Linked DNA regions of Homo sapiens: region 2 is linked to region 1. A link is a contact called in ENCODE Hi-C or POLR2A ChIA-PET data. All regions are on one chromosome and are shown on one strand. Each heading gives the region's core, a stretch centred on a gene start or an enhancer-like site at or near the end of the contact. The rest is flanking DNA. Distances are from core to core; before and after follow the strand shown.

The links. Hi-C counts contacts between places; a loop is a spot of excess contacts on that map. ChIA-PET counts read pairs that join two places held with the same protein, here RNA polymerase II (POLR2A). Pooled maps may share reads with other maps.
Region 2: a pooled map shows a loop between it and region 1 (4-fold over the local background). The contact joins the promoter of SCMH1 here to the enhancer-like site in region 1. A Hi-C loop is called at or near these places in 5 of 50 pooled maps. POLR2A ChIA-PET finds 5 or more read pairs at or near these places in 2 of 52 experiments (activated CD4-positive, alpha-beta T cell and activated naive CD8-positive, alpha-beta T cell).

The regions. Positions count from the first base shown.
Region 1 is chr1:42,919,171-42,926,964 of GRCh38, reverse strand. It overlaps SLC2A1 (solute carrier family 2 member 1), which reads left to right. Exons shown (of 10, transcript NM_006516.4): 10 at 1-1,612. Among named protein-coding and RNA genes, the nearest start is that of SLC2A1, 36 kb to the left of the region's middle. RefSeq lists enhancers at 2,283-2,372, 2,793-2,922, 3,579-3,698. Within about 2 kb of position 2,649, at least 39 of the 41 ENCODE cell types and tissues checked have a DNase peak (open chromatin) inside an H3K27ac peak, as active enhancers do.
Region 2 is chr1:41,238,503-41,246,296 of GRCh38, reverse strand. SCMH1 (Scm polycomb group protein homolog 1) reads left to right here and starts at 3,991. Exons shown (of 16, transcript NM_001394311.1): 1 at 3,991-4,238. It overlaps SCMH1-DT (SCMH1 divergent transcript), which reads right to left and starts at 3,939. Exons shown (of 3, transcript NR_186015.1): 1 at 3,591-3,939. RefSeq lists silencers at 3,681-4,080, 4,121-4,670, 4,771-4,930 and an enhancer at 5,251-5,430.

The DNA.
Region 1 (7,794 bases), core at 1,400-3,899:
CTTCCAAACCTGACAGATGTCAGCCGAGCCGGGCCTGGGGCTCCTTTCTCCAGCCAGCAATGATGTCCAGAAGAATATTCAGGACTTAACGGCTCCAGGATTTTAACAAAAGCAAGACTGTTGCTCAAATCTATTCAGACAAGCAACAGGTTTTATAATTTTTTTATTACTGATTTTGTTATTTTTATATCAGCCTGAGTCTCCTGTGCCCACATCCCAGGCTTCACCCTGAATGGTTCCATGCCTGAGGGTGGAGACTAAGCCCTGTCGAGACACTTGCCTTCTTCACCCAGCTAATCTGTAGGGCTGGACCTATGTCCTAAGGACACACTAATCGAACTATGAACTACAAAGCTTCTATCCCAGGAGGTGGCTATGGCCACCCGTTCTGCTGGCCTGGATCTCCCCACTCTAGGGGTCAGGCTCCATTAGGATTTGCCCCTTCCCATCTCTTCCTACCCAACCACTCAAATTAATCTTTCTTTACCTGAGACCAGTTGGGAGCACTGGAGTGCAGGGAGGAGAGGGGAAGGGCCAGTCTGGGCTGCCGGGTTCTAGTCTCCTTTGCACTGAGGGCCACACTATTACCATGAGAAGAGGGCCTGTGGGAGCCTGCAAACTCACTGCTCAAGAAGACATGGAGACTCCTGCCCTGTTGTGTATAGATGCAAGATATTTATATATATTTTTGGTTGTCAATATTAAATACAGACACTAAGTTATAGTATATCTGGACAAGCCAACTTGTAAATACACCACCTCACTCCTGTTACTTACCTAAACAGATATAAATGGCTGGTTTTTAGAAACATGGTTTTGAAATGCTTGTGGATTGAGGGTAGGAGGTTTGGATGGGAGTGAGACAGAAGTAAGTGGGGTTGCAACCACTGCAACGGCTTAGACTTCGACTCAGGATCCAGTCCCTTACACGTACCTCTCATCAGTGTCCTCTTGCTCAAAAATCTGTTTGATCCCTGTTACCCAGAGAATATATACATTCTTTATCTTGACATTCAAGGCATTTCTATCACATATTTGATAGTTGGTGTTCAAAAAAACACTAGTTTTGTGCCAGCCGTGATGCTCAGGCTTGAAATGCATTATTTTGAATGTGAAGTAAATACTGTACCTTTATTGGACAGGCTCAAAGAGGTTATGTGCCTGAAGTCGCACAGTGAATAAGCTAAAACACCTGCTTTTAACAATGGTACCATACAACCACTACTCCATTAACTCCACCCACCTCCTGCACCCCTCCCCACACACACAAAATGAACCACGTTCTTTGTATGGGCCCAATGAGCTGTCAAGCTGCCCTGTGTTCATTTCATTTGGAATTGCCCCCTCTGGTTCCTCTGTATACTACTGCTTCATCTCTAAAGACAGCTCATCCTCCTCCTTCACCCCTGAATTTCCAGAGCACTTCATCTGCTCCTTCATCACAAGTCCAGTTTTCTGCCACTAGTCTGAATTTCATGAGAAGATGCCGATTTGGTTCCTGTGGGTCCTCAGCACTATTCAGTACAGTGCTTGATGCACAGCAGGCACTCAGAAAATACTGGAGGAAATAAAACACCAAAGATATTTGTCTCTAGAGGCTCAGCTGACAAAATCTGGGAGAAGTTTGCTTTTGTAACTACAGGCAGGCTTTTTTCTCCCTGACATGAAGAGGGGTTGTAAGAAGGGTGTGAGAAAGGAAAACTGGTACTTAGCAAATGGAAATACCTATATGTATTACCATTAGGTATAAAGAATCTATGAGGACATCCATCTGCATCTCAACAAAGAAGAGCAGGTTGCGAAGAATATGCCCTGCCTGAGCCTGGGGACAGGGCGGTTAACTGGTGAAGGGCTGAGGCCAGATGAAAGGAAGCCTTATCGTGTGCTCCCAAAAGACTTCTGTTGAAAGGAGTTATCCGGGTCCCCGTGCGGGAGGGGGTGCGGGGGCAGGGCAAGAAGGAGAGGCCGGGGGCCCAGGTATCTTACTCCTACGACGCTGCTCACTCAGGGCTGTCCCCACTGGACCAGAAAGGAAACAGACGGGGTGGGGTGGGGTGGGGTGGGGTGGGGATGGGTGGGAGCCCCGCGCCGGTGGCCGGACGCGAGGACTACAAGGCGGATGGCGGGCGGAGCTCATTCACACTCGAGGGCCCAGAACGTTGGCAGAGCCAGGCAGCACCCGAGCCCCGCCCCGGCCCAGAGGTTCAGACCCCGGTCTGAAAAGGCCCGACAATCCACTCGCAGCTGCCTCCCGCCCTGGGTCAGTATCGACGTCCCCGAGCACCGCCATTTCCCAAACTGCAAAATGTCAGCGCAGGCGCAGGGAAGCCGGCCCGCCCTCAGCGTGGTCCAGAGTGCCGCGACGGCACAGCTGCCGGTCGGTCCCCTGACGCCTTTCCTCTAGGGGCCGCAATCCACCCCGGGGTAGAAGATTTGGGGCCAAGGTTCGGCCGCCTACTGCCGGGGTCGATGGCGCATCCTCTCCAGACCTCACAGCGGTCCCCTAAGCCGGGCCACCGGCGGCGCACGGACACGATTGGGGATGGGCGGGGCCAGGTGGTTTCTCCACCAATCAGAGGCGCATTGTTGGGCCCGACGAGGGGCGGGCTCCAAGACTCCACCAATCACACCCTGGCGGTTCCAGGCGCTGGCCCTTGGGGACGACCTGGGCGCCTGCTTGCCAGGCGATGCGGTTTACTCTGGAGGGGGTGACGGTGACTTGTGTATCGCTGGGCATCCCTGGGGACGTAGCTCACCCGGGTTCCTATCCCGCGTAAGGTGACGTCTACGGTTTCTGACGAAAAGGGGTAAATAGATAACGGGACTGTTCTCCAGGCCACCATCTTTTCCCAGCAGTGCTTAGTTGTTTCACTGACAGTGTTATGAGATCTTTCATTTGAAATCTTAGGCGCAAAATCTCCTCTCCCTGGAAGCCTTCTGGATCAGGTTTTCCCGGGAACACTACATCGGCTTGTATTTCCTCCATCAAAGCGCTCTCCACGCTGTACCGGAATTGAGTGTCTTTCCACCACATTGGGGGCGGGGGCGGGGACGAGGGCGGGGGTTGGGGGGGTAGGGCAGCTGCCGCAGGAACAGGACTGAGCCATTCCTTGGTCCCCACTTCCCACCACAGACTCTGGTCAGGATTATTGAATGAATGAAGTAGAATTTAGAAGCCAAGAAGTTCTGAAATCTGAATTCTTACAGTGCAATTTTAGGTAGACGATCTGACAATTCAGGATGTATTTAATAATAGGGAAAGGATATCATTCTTTTCTGTCAACTACATTTTTAATGACCCCTTTTTCATTCTGTGATTTTTATTTCATAAGTCTCCTACAGTTCTGGTCCGTCTGTCCATTGCAATTGCTGGGCCTACTGCTGGCCACTCATCACCTCTCCCAGGATCACTGCAACTGCCTTCTCACTGATCTCTGTGCTTCCTGCTTCCTCCTCATTCTCCACACTGCAATCGATGATCTTCCTAAAATTCAAATCTAGTTATGTCTCTCTCCTACTTAAAAACCTTCCTGGGTTCCTCATTTCTCTCAGGATAATGTCTGTGTTTCTTAACCTGAAAATTCAAGTCATTCATGATCAAGCTCTCGACCTCACCACTGCCCCCACTCAACCCCAACCCTATCCTCCAGCCATCCATCCACTCTGTTCTCTGATCACGTTCTCCTTCTCCTCTGGGCCTCTGAAGTTTCCTCCGAAGAGACTGCCCTCCCACCTACTCCTGTTATCCACTAGGTGATCACACCCCACCACAGCTCAAGGAGTGAGAGAACAGAAGCTGCTAGTTGGGAGTCTGGCTCATCCATTCATTGGCACATTCCTGCCAACTAGTGGCTGTTTTGTGAACATTTTGATCAGGGCAGGGTTTAACCTCACACTTTCAGGGTTTCAGAGATACTACGTTGCTTTGGAGGGAACCCTTGACTGGTCCTACTACAACAAATCCATCTGGTAACCCTGACCCTGGCTTCCCAAATGATCTTCCTAAAAATGTGTTCTGACCACATTATTCTGTGGGTTAATACTCCCCACTTTCTCATGATAAAGCCCAAATTCCTTAACCACATTCTGGCCTTTGCAGACCTTATCTTCCAATACACTCCTTCCACACCCTAATCTCCAGTGAAGCTTGATGTACTCTATGTTCCCAGGACAACTCCTCACCCTAAAACTTTTTGTTCAATCCCCTTTCTCCTGGTCTGCCTTTGGTCTCTCCATAAGATTATCTGATATCAAAATACCAAATTAGCTGTCACTTTCTCTATGAAGCATTTGCTCAATTCTTTGAACCATTACCTAACTGAGTACACACTTGTTGCCACGTTTTCTCCTCAGTTGTGCTGGGTCTTGGAAAAAATATGGTTTCTGGAGTCAGAAATAGCTGATTTAAGATTCCTGCACTGCTATTTAGCTGAATAATCTTGGGCAAGTCACTTCACCTTTCTGATCTTCTGTTTCTTTTCTGTTGTAATATTAAAATGAAATAATATATATTGTAATGCAGATATCGGCTGGAGTTACATCATCTTCCCCCTTCCAAATGTTTCAGAAAGTCTGGTAATCACCCCCAAGGTTTCTGTGAATTCCCAGGGATCTTTTGTTTTCTTTCTTTCTTTTTTTGACACGGAGTCTCCCTCTGTCACCCAGGCTGGAGTGCAGTGGTACCATCTCGGCTCACTGCAACCTCCACCTCCCGGGTTCAAGCAGTTCTCTGCCTGAGCCTCCCAAGTAGCTGGGATTACAGGCCCCCACCACCACACCCCACTAATTTTTGTATTTTTAGTAGAGACAGGGTTTCACCATGTTGGCCAGGCTGGTCTTGAACTCCTGACCTCGTGACCTCATGATCCACCTGCCTCGGCCTCCCAAAGTGTTGGGATTACAGGCATGAGCCACCACGCCTGGCCCCCAGAGATCTTTTATATATTTTTTTTTTTTTTTTTTTTTGAGACAGAGTTTTGCTCCTGTCATCCCTTGGCCTCTTTCCCAGCTCAGGCTTTGGGCCCAAACTCCAACCAGCTTGCCCAGTCCCCACTTTGCTTGTCAAAGGCCTTGACTAATGCTTTGAAATGACAGCTGGTAAGGACCTGTCAATTTACTTGGGCTTTCCTTTACCCAGTTTTTATCAGGGAGCAGGGGAATCACAAATTTCCCCTTAAAATGTGCGATCTCTTACAAAAGTTATTCCATACACGTTTGCATGAAGCAATGGATGAGAAGACTTAAGCGTGTTTATTAAGTGGTAATGGATTTCCTTTGTTCTTGGACTCACTGTTTTTGTCCTAGTCTCCTCATAAAGGACTGGATCCCAGTGCGTCACAATTGTCATGGACAAAGAGCTTGATTTTGAATTATGGTTCAAGAGGAAGGTGGTTTTGACCCCAACCTAGGATATCAGTTTTTCCATCTTCTGCCACTGTCTCAAAACGAATTCCACATCTCTGTCTTTCTTCTAGAGTAGTTATCTTCAAATTTTTTTGCTCACATACTTCCTAAAAGAATTTTGAGGCCAGGCCTGGTGGTTCACACCTGTAATCTCAGCACTTTGGGAGACCAAGGAGGGTGGATCACTTGGGCTCAGGAGTTTGAGACCAGCCTGGACAACATGGCGAAACCCTGTCTCTACAAAAAATACAAGAGTTAGTTGAGTGTGGTGGTGCATGCCCATAGTCCCAGCTACTCAGGAGGCTGAGGTGGGAGGATTGCTTGAGGCCAGGAGGTCAAGGTTGCAATGTGTGAGCTATGATCACACCACTGTACTCCAGCCTGGGAGACAAAGCAAGAACTTGTCTCAAAAAAAAAAAAAAAAAGAATTTGAAAAACTATCTCTTTGCTTATTTTTAGATTGAAGTTACAAATTTGTCTTCTTAAATTCAAATATTTGCAGGAGATTTAATTTCTGATATGTGATATTGTCATTTTATTTTATTTTATTATTTTTTGAGATGCTGTCTCTCTGTGTCCCCAGGCTGGAGTGCAGTGGCATGATCTCGACTCACTGCAACCTCCACCTCCTGGGTTCAAGCAGTTCTCCTGCCTCAGCATCCTGAGTAACTGGGATTATAGGTGCCTGCCACCATGCCAGGCTAATTTTTGTAATTTCTTTTAGTAGAGACGGGGTTTAATCATACTGTCCCGGCTGGTCTCGAACTCCTGACCTCAAATGATCCACCTGCCTCGGCCTCCCAAGGTGCTGGGATTACTGGCATGAGCCACCGTGTCAGGCTGATATTGTCATTTTACAATAAAACTCTTACATTACTCTTCTTTATATATTCAAACAATATACCACAGTGTTACTATATCCATATCCACAAAATAGGAGATTTTGTATATATATTATTAGATTTATACATAAGTATTTCAATATGGGGGGTGCTAATATAATGGTAGTATGTTTTAATTTCCACTTGTTCATTGCTGGCATATAGAAAGCAAATGACTTTTGTATATTAACCTTGTATCCTGCAATGTTGCTATAATTAATTGCTTATTAGTTCCAGTGGTTATTTTGTAGATACTTTTGGATTTTCTATATAGACGATCATGTCATCAGCCAACAACAACAGTTTAATTTCATCATTACCAATCAGTATACCTTTTATTTCATTTTGTTGTCTTGTTGCATAAGCTAGGACTTCCAATACAGTGTTGGAAAGGAATAGTGAAGAGGACATCCTTGCCTTGTTCCTGATCTTAGCAACAATAATGCTTCACATTTTTCACCATTAAGTATAATATTTAGCTGTAGGTTTTTTGTAAACATTCTTTAATCAAGTTGAGGAAGTTTCCCTCTATTTCTAGTTTCCTGAGAGTTTTTATCAGGAATGAATGATGGATATTGTGAAATACTTTTTCTTTCTTTCTTTTTTTTTTTTTTTTGAGACAGACTCTCACTCTGTTGCCCAGGCTGGAGTGCAGTGGTGCAATCTCAGCTCACTGCAACCTCCGCCTCCCAGTTCAAGTGATTCTCCTGCCTCAGCCTCCTGAGTAGCTGGGAGTACAGGTGTGCACCACCACACCCAGCTAATTTTTGTTTTTTAGTAGAGATGGGGTTTCACCATGTTGGCCAGGCTAGTCTCGAACTCCTGACCTCAAGTGATTCATCCGCCTCGGCCTCCCAAAGTGCTGAGATTGCAGGTGAGAGCCACCACGCCCAGTCCTGTGAAATACTTTTTCTGTATGCACTGATATGACCATGTGATTTTTCTTCCTCCTCTTCTTCTTCTTCTCCTTTTCTGTCTTCCTTTTCTTCTTCTCCTTTTTTTTTTTTTTTTTTTTTTTTTGAGACAGAGTCTCACTCTGTCACCCAGGCTGGAGTGCAGTGGCGCGATCTCGGCTCACTGTAGCCTCTGCCTCCCAGGTTCAAGCAATTCTCCTGCCTCAGCCTCCCAAGTAGCTGGGACTACAGGCACATGCCAACATGCCCGGCTAATTTTTTGTATTTTTAGTAGAGATGGGGTTTCAACGCGTTAGCCAGGATGGTCTCCATCTCCTGACCTTGTGATCTGCCCGCCTTGGCCTCCTGAAGTGTTGGGATTACAGGCGTGAGCCACCACGCCTGGCCTTTGATTTTTCTTCTTTAGCCCGTTGATGTAATTACATATAGATTACATTAATTGAGGGTTGTTTTTTCAGGTTTTGTTTTTGTTTTTGTTTTGTTTTTAAGACAGACTCTCTCTTTGTCACCCAGGCTGGAGTGCAATGGGGCAATCTCAGCTCACTGCAACCTCTGCCTCCTGTGTTCAAGCAATTCTCCTGCCTCAGCCTCCGGAG
Region 2 (7,794 bases), core at 2,742-5,241, 1.7 Mb after region 1:
ATTTTCTTTCAGTCTTCAATAATCTGGTGAGGTAGGTGTCATTTCTTCCATTTTATAGATGAGGATATAAGCCATCTGGTAAGGCACTTTGAGAATAAGTTAAAGTCACAATTCCAGAGCATAAAGCAAACTTGTGATCAACTGATACCTTTAGATCATTCGTACATCAACTGCTGTAAAGTTATTATTTTTTCCAGTTACCGGCTAGTGACAGGCTTAAGGGAAACTGAGGACAAAGAATCAGTACCTTTAGAAGGGTGTGAAACCAAAGCATACAGAAAAGGCAGGTTGGATTAATGACCACCTTCCTAACAATAACAGCCTTTATCTAGGAGCTCAGAGACTGGAATGTCTTAACCACACAGCTTCCTGGAACTATTTTTACTTTGTATTTTACAAGAGGAGAAAGAGCAGAAGCGTCTTAGATAAACAACAAGGTTTGGGCTCAGCACATGTCTGAATCTGAACAGCCAGTGGGGCCCTGTGGTCACAAGGCAGATAATAAGGAGGTTGCCTCTTTGGTCTGTGGCTTGGGTCTGAAAGGGTCCTACTGTGCACATTCATTCTATAAATATAGACTGATCACCAAATGTGTTCCAGGTATGGTGCGAGGTGCTGTGGATGTAATGAAGAACAAAGACAGAGTTCCAATCTGTGGAGCTTACAGTCAGGTGAAAGATAAGCATAAATGAAAATGATATGCACAGATCCTAGTAAATGCAATGATGAATGAAGGTGCCAGGCTACAAGGAGAGCGAAAGGAGGGGCATTTAATTTATCCTGGGGTGAGGATGGAAGAGAAGGTATCAGAGGAAGTTCCTGGGGAAGGTAGTCTTAATTGATGTGTAGGACTTAATGTGGTGAAGGCTCTTATGTATTTCAATGCATCCCCCCCACACCCCGCAACACACATACTTTCTTTAAGCATCAGAAACCATCTTTCCCATTTCCTTTACCAACTCTTCTACTGGGTCATCAACAACATGAAAAAAAACAAAAACAAAAAACAAAACAAAAACTACTGTTTTTGTCAGTTCTGTCAGTGCCAGAATAATCACTCCTTTTTGCTGTAATGTAATGTAGAAAAGAGCAGACCTGGGGTTTCCTAGCATACCTCCTTTAAAAAAAAATTACATCCTGATTAACTTGCCTATTTCTTCCCTCTCCATTGCCTCTGTATTTCTTGGCTTCCCCACACCTGTAACCCAAAGGTCACAGGGTCTGTCATAGCCCAATTCCACTCTCCAGTTGCCTCTTGGTTTTTAACCCCCCTTATTAAAATCCAAACATTAAGCAACTAATAACACCCATGTGTAATTAGTTGTTTAATTGAACAGCACAGAACTGTTAATACATTATGCTGTGCCCTGGAATATTAAGTGGAATAAAAGCAAAGTACTATATTCAAGGAAACTACAGTCTGACTTAAAATACTACAATGGGAAACATTTCACACAGAGATTTTTACCAAGTGACAGTGGAGAGGAGGGAGAAATGAGTTCTTCCTGAGAAGTGTCAGAGAAGTTCTGAGCTGGATCTAAAAAAGAAGCAGGAGGCTGGGTGTGGTGGCTCACGCCTGTAATCCCAGCACTTTGGGAGGCCAAGGAGGGCGGATCACAAGGTCAGGAGATTGAGACCATCCTGGCTAACATGGTGAAACGCTGTCTCTACTAAAAATACAAAAAATTAGCTGGGCGTGGTGGCAGGCGCCTGTAGTCCCACCTACTCAGGAGGCTGAGGCAGGAGAATGGCGTGAACCCGGAAGATGGAGCTTGCAGTGAGCCGAGATCATGCCACTGCACTCCAAACTGGATGACAGAGCGAGACTCCATCTCAAAAAAAAAAAAAAGCAGGAATCCAAAGGACAATATGCATAATATTTATTTATTTTTAGCAGATGTGGGAATATCTCCCTCATGCCAAGCCTTATCTAAGGCTACAGGTGTGAATAAGGTTCCTGATCTCAAGACGCTTTCAGCCTAGAAAAGAGGTTTAGAAATATACTCCAATAATGGCAACATATATGGTGCCATGGACAGAGTTACAGAACAAACTGCTAGGGGAATTCATAGAGAAAATGTTCAAGAGAACATTTCTCACTGGACGTAGTAGGCAGAATTCTAAGGTAGCTTCCTAGATTAACCTTCATGTACACCTTCTGCATAGTCCCTGGGACAGTGGCTATGATGAATTTTACTCCTGTGATTAGGGTATGTGATGTGGCACAGGTGATCTTAAAGTAGGAAGATTATCTAGGTGGGTCTGACCTAATTACAAGTCTTTTAAAAGCTCATAGTGTTCTCTGACTGGTTGAAGAAGGGAAATCAGAGATATTTAAAGAATGAGAGGGAGTGACATGAGAAAGGTTCTCTGTTGATGAGATAAAAGGGATCACGTGGCAAGGACCTGAGAGTGGTCCCCAACAGAGAGCTGGCAAAACAGTGTAGCTGTGGGATCCTAGTCCTACAGGGACATGAATTCTGCCAACAGCCCGAAGGAGCCTGGGGCAGACCTTTCCCTCGTGGAGGTGCTAGACATCTTGATTTCAGCCTATGACACCACGAGCAGAAAACCCAGCCACACCATGCCAGTTTTCCGACCTACACAACTGTGAGTAAATCAATGGGTGTTGCTTTAAGCTGCAAAATTTGTGCCAATTTGTTATGCAGGAATAGAAAACTAATATGAGCACTTACAACACTGTGCTCTCATTAGCTATTGACATAATAGTTTCCCCAAATATGGGCTCCTTAGATTTAGGCTCTAATTATCCTTGTAACCTCAGGGCTCTTCATGAGACAGGTACTCCCCAAAACGCCATGGAATGAAAGTTTAAATTAGACAACAGGGATGCAGATCAGAACCTGGATAGATTCTGACCATTTCCATTTCTCAAGAATGGGCAGACGGATACTGACACCAATACCAGGATACAAGGAGGCGGCCCCCCTTCAGTCCAAAGCTCTAAGACCTATTCTAGAGGCAAGGCAAGTAATCCAGGCTCAGCTGCCCCATCTGCTGCTCCAGCCTTGCTTAAGTGGACTTCCCTCCAAGGAACATTGTTCACAGAAGGATCATTAACAAGACATTCCTGTGTGACCTGAGGATTGCCATGTTCTAAATGATGCCCACACCCACTCCACATCCAGCTCAGCAGAGGTCTCGGGATTTATATTGCACTGTATTTTCAAGCAGCCAAAACAGAAGTCAAGACGTCAGTTTCCTAAGCTGCTAAAATGATGTGGTGGTTAAACCAATTGTGTGCCAGGCGCAGTGGCTCACGCCTGTAGTCCCAGCGCTTTGGGAGGCTGACGCAGGAGGATCACTTGAGCCCAGTAATTTGAGGTTACAGTGAGCTATGATGGCGCCACTGCACTCCGACCTTGGGGACAAAGTGAGGCTCCATCTCTAACAAAACAAAAATAGAATTGTGTAGCCAACATGGCTGGTGGGCCTGGAAGAATGAGCCTGTGCATTGTACCTGGCCCATCACGGGCTCAGTGCGTACTCGTTGAAGGGATCACCACAGGGAGGACCGAGGACGCTGACACTCCCTAGGGCATCCAAGCACCAACTCATCTCTCACCTACCCTCCGGGTGCAGTGCTATCGTGTTGGAGAAGAGGCCCCTGGGTGGCTGTGCGAAGTAACTCGCCCAAGGTCACCACACGGCCAGCCACTAGCCCGGCGGGAGTCGCCCGAGGCGAGGCCCACGTCAGCCGGTCTTGGGGGCCCGACCGGTGGCTCCTCCACCAGCCCCACGCGGCCTCAGAGCGGGCTACTGGCGTCCTCGAGATTCGAACCCGAGTCCTCGGCCTCGTCCCCGCCCTCGCGCCCTCTCAGGCCTCAGTTTTCCCATCTACAGGACGCAGACCGGAGAGCTGGTCCGGGCGCCAACTGGGCCCCCGGACCCGGGTCGGCAGGCCGGCGGGGTACGGCCGGGCCGGGTTCCCGCGCGCCCTCCCTCCTCCAGCGCGCCGCCCCGCCCCCCGCGCGAGCCCAACGGCCGAGGCGCGCGCCACCTCGCAGCGGGAGGCGCGGGGGAGGGGCCGGGGGAGCCCCCGCCCCGCCCCCCGCCTCAGCCGCCACCGCCAGCTCGGTGGAGCCCCCCGCCGCCCGCCCGCCGCTCTCCCGAGCCGCCCGCCCGCCCCCTTCCCGCGTCTCCGCTCCCTCCCTGCGCAGCGGAAACATGGCGGCGGGAAGAGAGTGAGCCGCCCCGCGCCCCCGCCGCGCCCTCAGGTAAGCGCCTCGCGGCCGCCTCCGCCCGCCTAAGAGCTCGTGCCCTGAGGGGCCGCCTGGGGCCAGAAGGCGGTGGCGGGACCTGCGCAGCCGCTGCGCCTGCTCCCCCGGGCCGGGGTCAGCCTGTCCGTCTGTCTGGCCGGCCTGCCAGTCTGTGGTCCGCGCGGGGCTGGGCCCTTTCTCGGCCGTGTCAGCCCGGCCCCGAGCCCGGAGGCCGGCTCTGCATCTGCGGTCGGGCGGGCGGGGCCCACGGTCCGGTCGCGGCCCTGACGCCGCCAGGACTGCCCGGGGGCCCCGGCACGGGAAACCCAAGGCCGGGGGCCCTTTGGAGGGTCGGCGTGGGGGCGGTCCGTATAGGTCGCCGTGTCTGGCCGGCGGGGCCGGGTGGGCCGGGGCAGGCTGGCTGGGGGCCGAGGGCCGGGCGGCGGCGCGACCCCGTCTGCGCGGGTCAGTCGGTCCCCTCCGGCGCCAGAGGTGGGAATGCCTGTGATTCTGGCTGGCCGGGTCCCGGTTCGGGGAAGGCAGAGACAGAGGTCGACGGGGCGGCGTGGCCCCCACCGAGAGCTGGGGCGCCTAGGGCCCGGAGCTGTCAGCAGCGTCCTGGGGGCTGGGCCCCGGCTGGCCGACTCACGTGTGCCGCCTGCCCCAGTGCCCCGCCGGAAACGGGCAGGGAGAGCGGCCCCGCACCGAAGTGAGCCACAGCGGCCCTGGGGGCCAGACACGTGGGCACAGTTGTGTGCCAGCCCGAGAGCATCGAAAGTGGTATCCAGCCGATGGGTGAACCCCGGAATATCTCCTGACTGGAAGAGAATTTAAAAGTCATCTAGGGGCGCTTTCTCCCATCCCATGCCAAAGTGACTTTGAAAATCCCCAAATCCCCCCGATAATTTGACGAGCCCGTTTGGAACCTCTTCCAGTGATCCGAAGCGAATCTCTTTAAAGGAAACCCATTCTGTTCCTGGACACATTTGGTTATAAGTTGAAAGAAACAGCTGGCTCCCATCCTTCCTAGTTCTTTTCCCTTATGGGAAGCTGTTAAGATATCTGAAGATAGTAATCATGTCCCCTGAGTCTTCACTTCCACTTTCTTCAGTTGTCTCTCATCTGCTGTGGTTCTCTAAACTGTCCTCTGGATGAGCTTTAGTTTCCCCCATCCCCTTAAAGGAGAGTTTCTTAAAAGTGATCCTGGAGACAAAACGTAGTAAGTTTCTCTAAGAAACAGCCCCAAGGATTGACCTGCTTAAATCAAAAGTACTCTAGATTCCCTTCCTCATTTCTGTACTGTATTTTGAACTTAAAAAAAAAAAAAAAAGAAAACATTTAGTAGTGTTTGTTCAAACAAACTAAAAGACATCTTATTTTGTGGAAATTTGGGGGTTTCCTTCCTTTTAAAAAATGTCTATAAACACTTTATCAAATGTTGCTAACTAATGTACATCAAAATGTTTTGTTGAAGTGTAATGTGCCAGGCAAATAGAATAGCTCTTTTTTTTTTTTTAAACTCTGAAAAGGATTGAGACCTAGTTTAGTGCCAAACTGCAATTTTAATATTTGGTTGCAGAGGGAAATGCTTTATTACATTGAACTCTTTGCTCTAGTTCTAACTGCCAGCAGGAGGCCCAAAATTACTATGAAAGAGAACACTTTTTGTTGCTTACTTACCAACCTCCTAAACTCTTGCCTAAGCAACTCTGCAGGTTAGTAATGTTTTAAGCCCAGTAGAGATGAGATGGCCTTGTAGATAAAAGGCCAGGCTCTTACATCTGGGATCCTGTTTAAGTACTAAGCAAAGTTTCAGTGTTTTTACAACTTAGACAAGCACATACCAGCAGTCAGAATTGGTTCTTTATTTTTGTTCTTAAGCCTTCATTTTTTAAATTGGTCAATAGTTTTGAACTTTGTAGCACATATGTCAAGTTTTGATTTTAGGTATGTTTGTGCAAATGTTGTTCCCTTTTATGTAAGTTGGGTAAACATTTGCATAGCACCATTCTCAATGGAACTATACAGATCCAGAGGAAAGGCCCTGATTCCTTCCTTGCAAAGGACTTGGAGTGAAAGGTAGAGGATACTTAACTATGAGAAAGAATTGATGTGAATATCCCACTGAAAATTTAAACTTAGGGCTGGATGCAGGGGCTCATGCCTATAATCCCAGCACTTTGGGAAGCTGAGGCAGGCAACTCTTTGAGGCCAGGAGTTCTGGACCAGCCTGGGCTACGTAGCAAGACCCTGTCTCTACAAAAAATAAAAATAAAAATATAGCTGGGCATGATGGTGTATGTCTGTAGTCTCAGCTACTCAGGAGGCTGAGGCAGGAGGACCGTTTGAGTCAAGGAGTTTGAGGCTTCAGTGAGCCATGATCACGCCATAGCAAGTGACAGAATGAGACCCCATCTTTTAAAAAAGAAAAGAAAATTGGTATGTTCTAACCTTCACTGTACACTTATGTACCTACTATGGGTCAAGCACTATGCTATGTACTGTGCTCAGCTGGGTTTACAAAGATTTCCAATCTTGTGGAGCTGGTAAATTAGATGCTTAAATAGATTATCTCAGAATAAAAGATGAGAACTACGCATAGCTGAGATATACAAGGTGAGAGTAAAGGTTGCCCAAAGGTGAGGGCACTTAGACTAGCCTAGGAGTTAAAGGAAGGCTTTGGGAAGAGATGATATCTGACCCAAATCTTAAATGGTAGGTAGGAGTAAGTGAGGCAAACATGAGCAGAAAGCGTCCTTCAAACAGAGAAAACAGCTTGAGCAAAGGCATCAATGTGAGAAAAGGAATGGCTTGCGTAGAGAACCACAAACAGTTTGGGACTGCTAGGAATATAACAATAAGTGATGAGTTGTAAGGCTGGAAATACAGTCAGAGGCCATGTCGTGGTGGACCTTGTATGCATAAGTATCCTAAAATCAATTCAGTAGGTGTTTTTTTTTTATTTTTATTTAATCACTGGAAGGTGTCTATCAGACATGGTTGAAGTAACATTTTTAAAATGTGGTCATAGGGATGAAGAGAAAGAAATGAATCTGAGAAAATGTATAAGGCTTTAATGATTGATTGTATGTGCAGGTGAGAGGGTGAGGAGTCCCGTGTGATGCTCAGGTTTTTGCCTTGGATGACTAAGGAGGATATGTTGGTAATTTTAACTGAGACAGGAAACGATGATGAGTTCAATTCTGGACTTGAAGATTTTCAATTTCTTGAGTTAGATCAGTGAGCAAATATAGTGGAAGTAAGCTGAGAAAAAAAAGAGGTGTGGTCAGAAAGTGGAATATCGGAGTTAAGTTGTCTGATATTGGGACTGTTCTAGGTGACAGCGAGGTCTCTGTGTATGGGTAGCTAAAATACAGCAGAGGCGAAGGTCAGTAAAGCTGAGTATGACAAGGAATTTGGAGGCTAGTGTATTGAATGAGTCATCTGTGTAGAGAGTGAAGTGATTGAGGATGATGGGATGTGGGGAAGAGAGAAAGATGTGACCCAGGTGCAGTAAAGATAGGGGATTAATCAGGAGGGTGGTAGATGACAGATGAGGAGGTGGGGTAGAGAG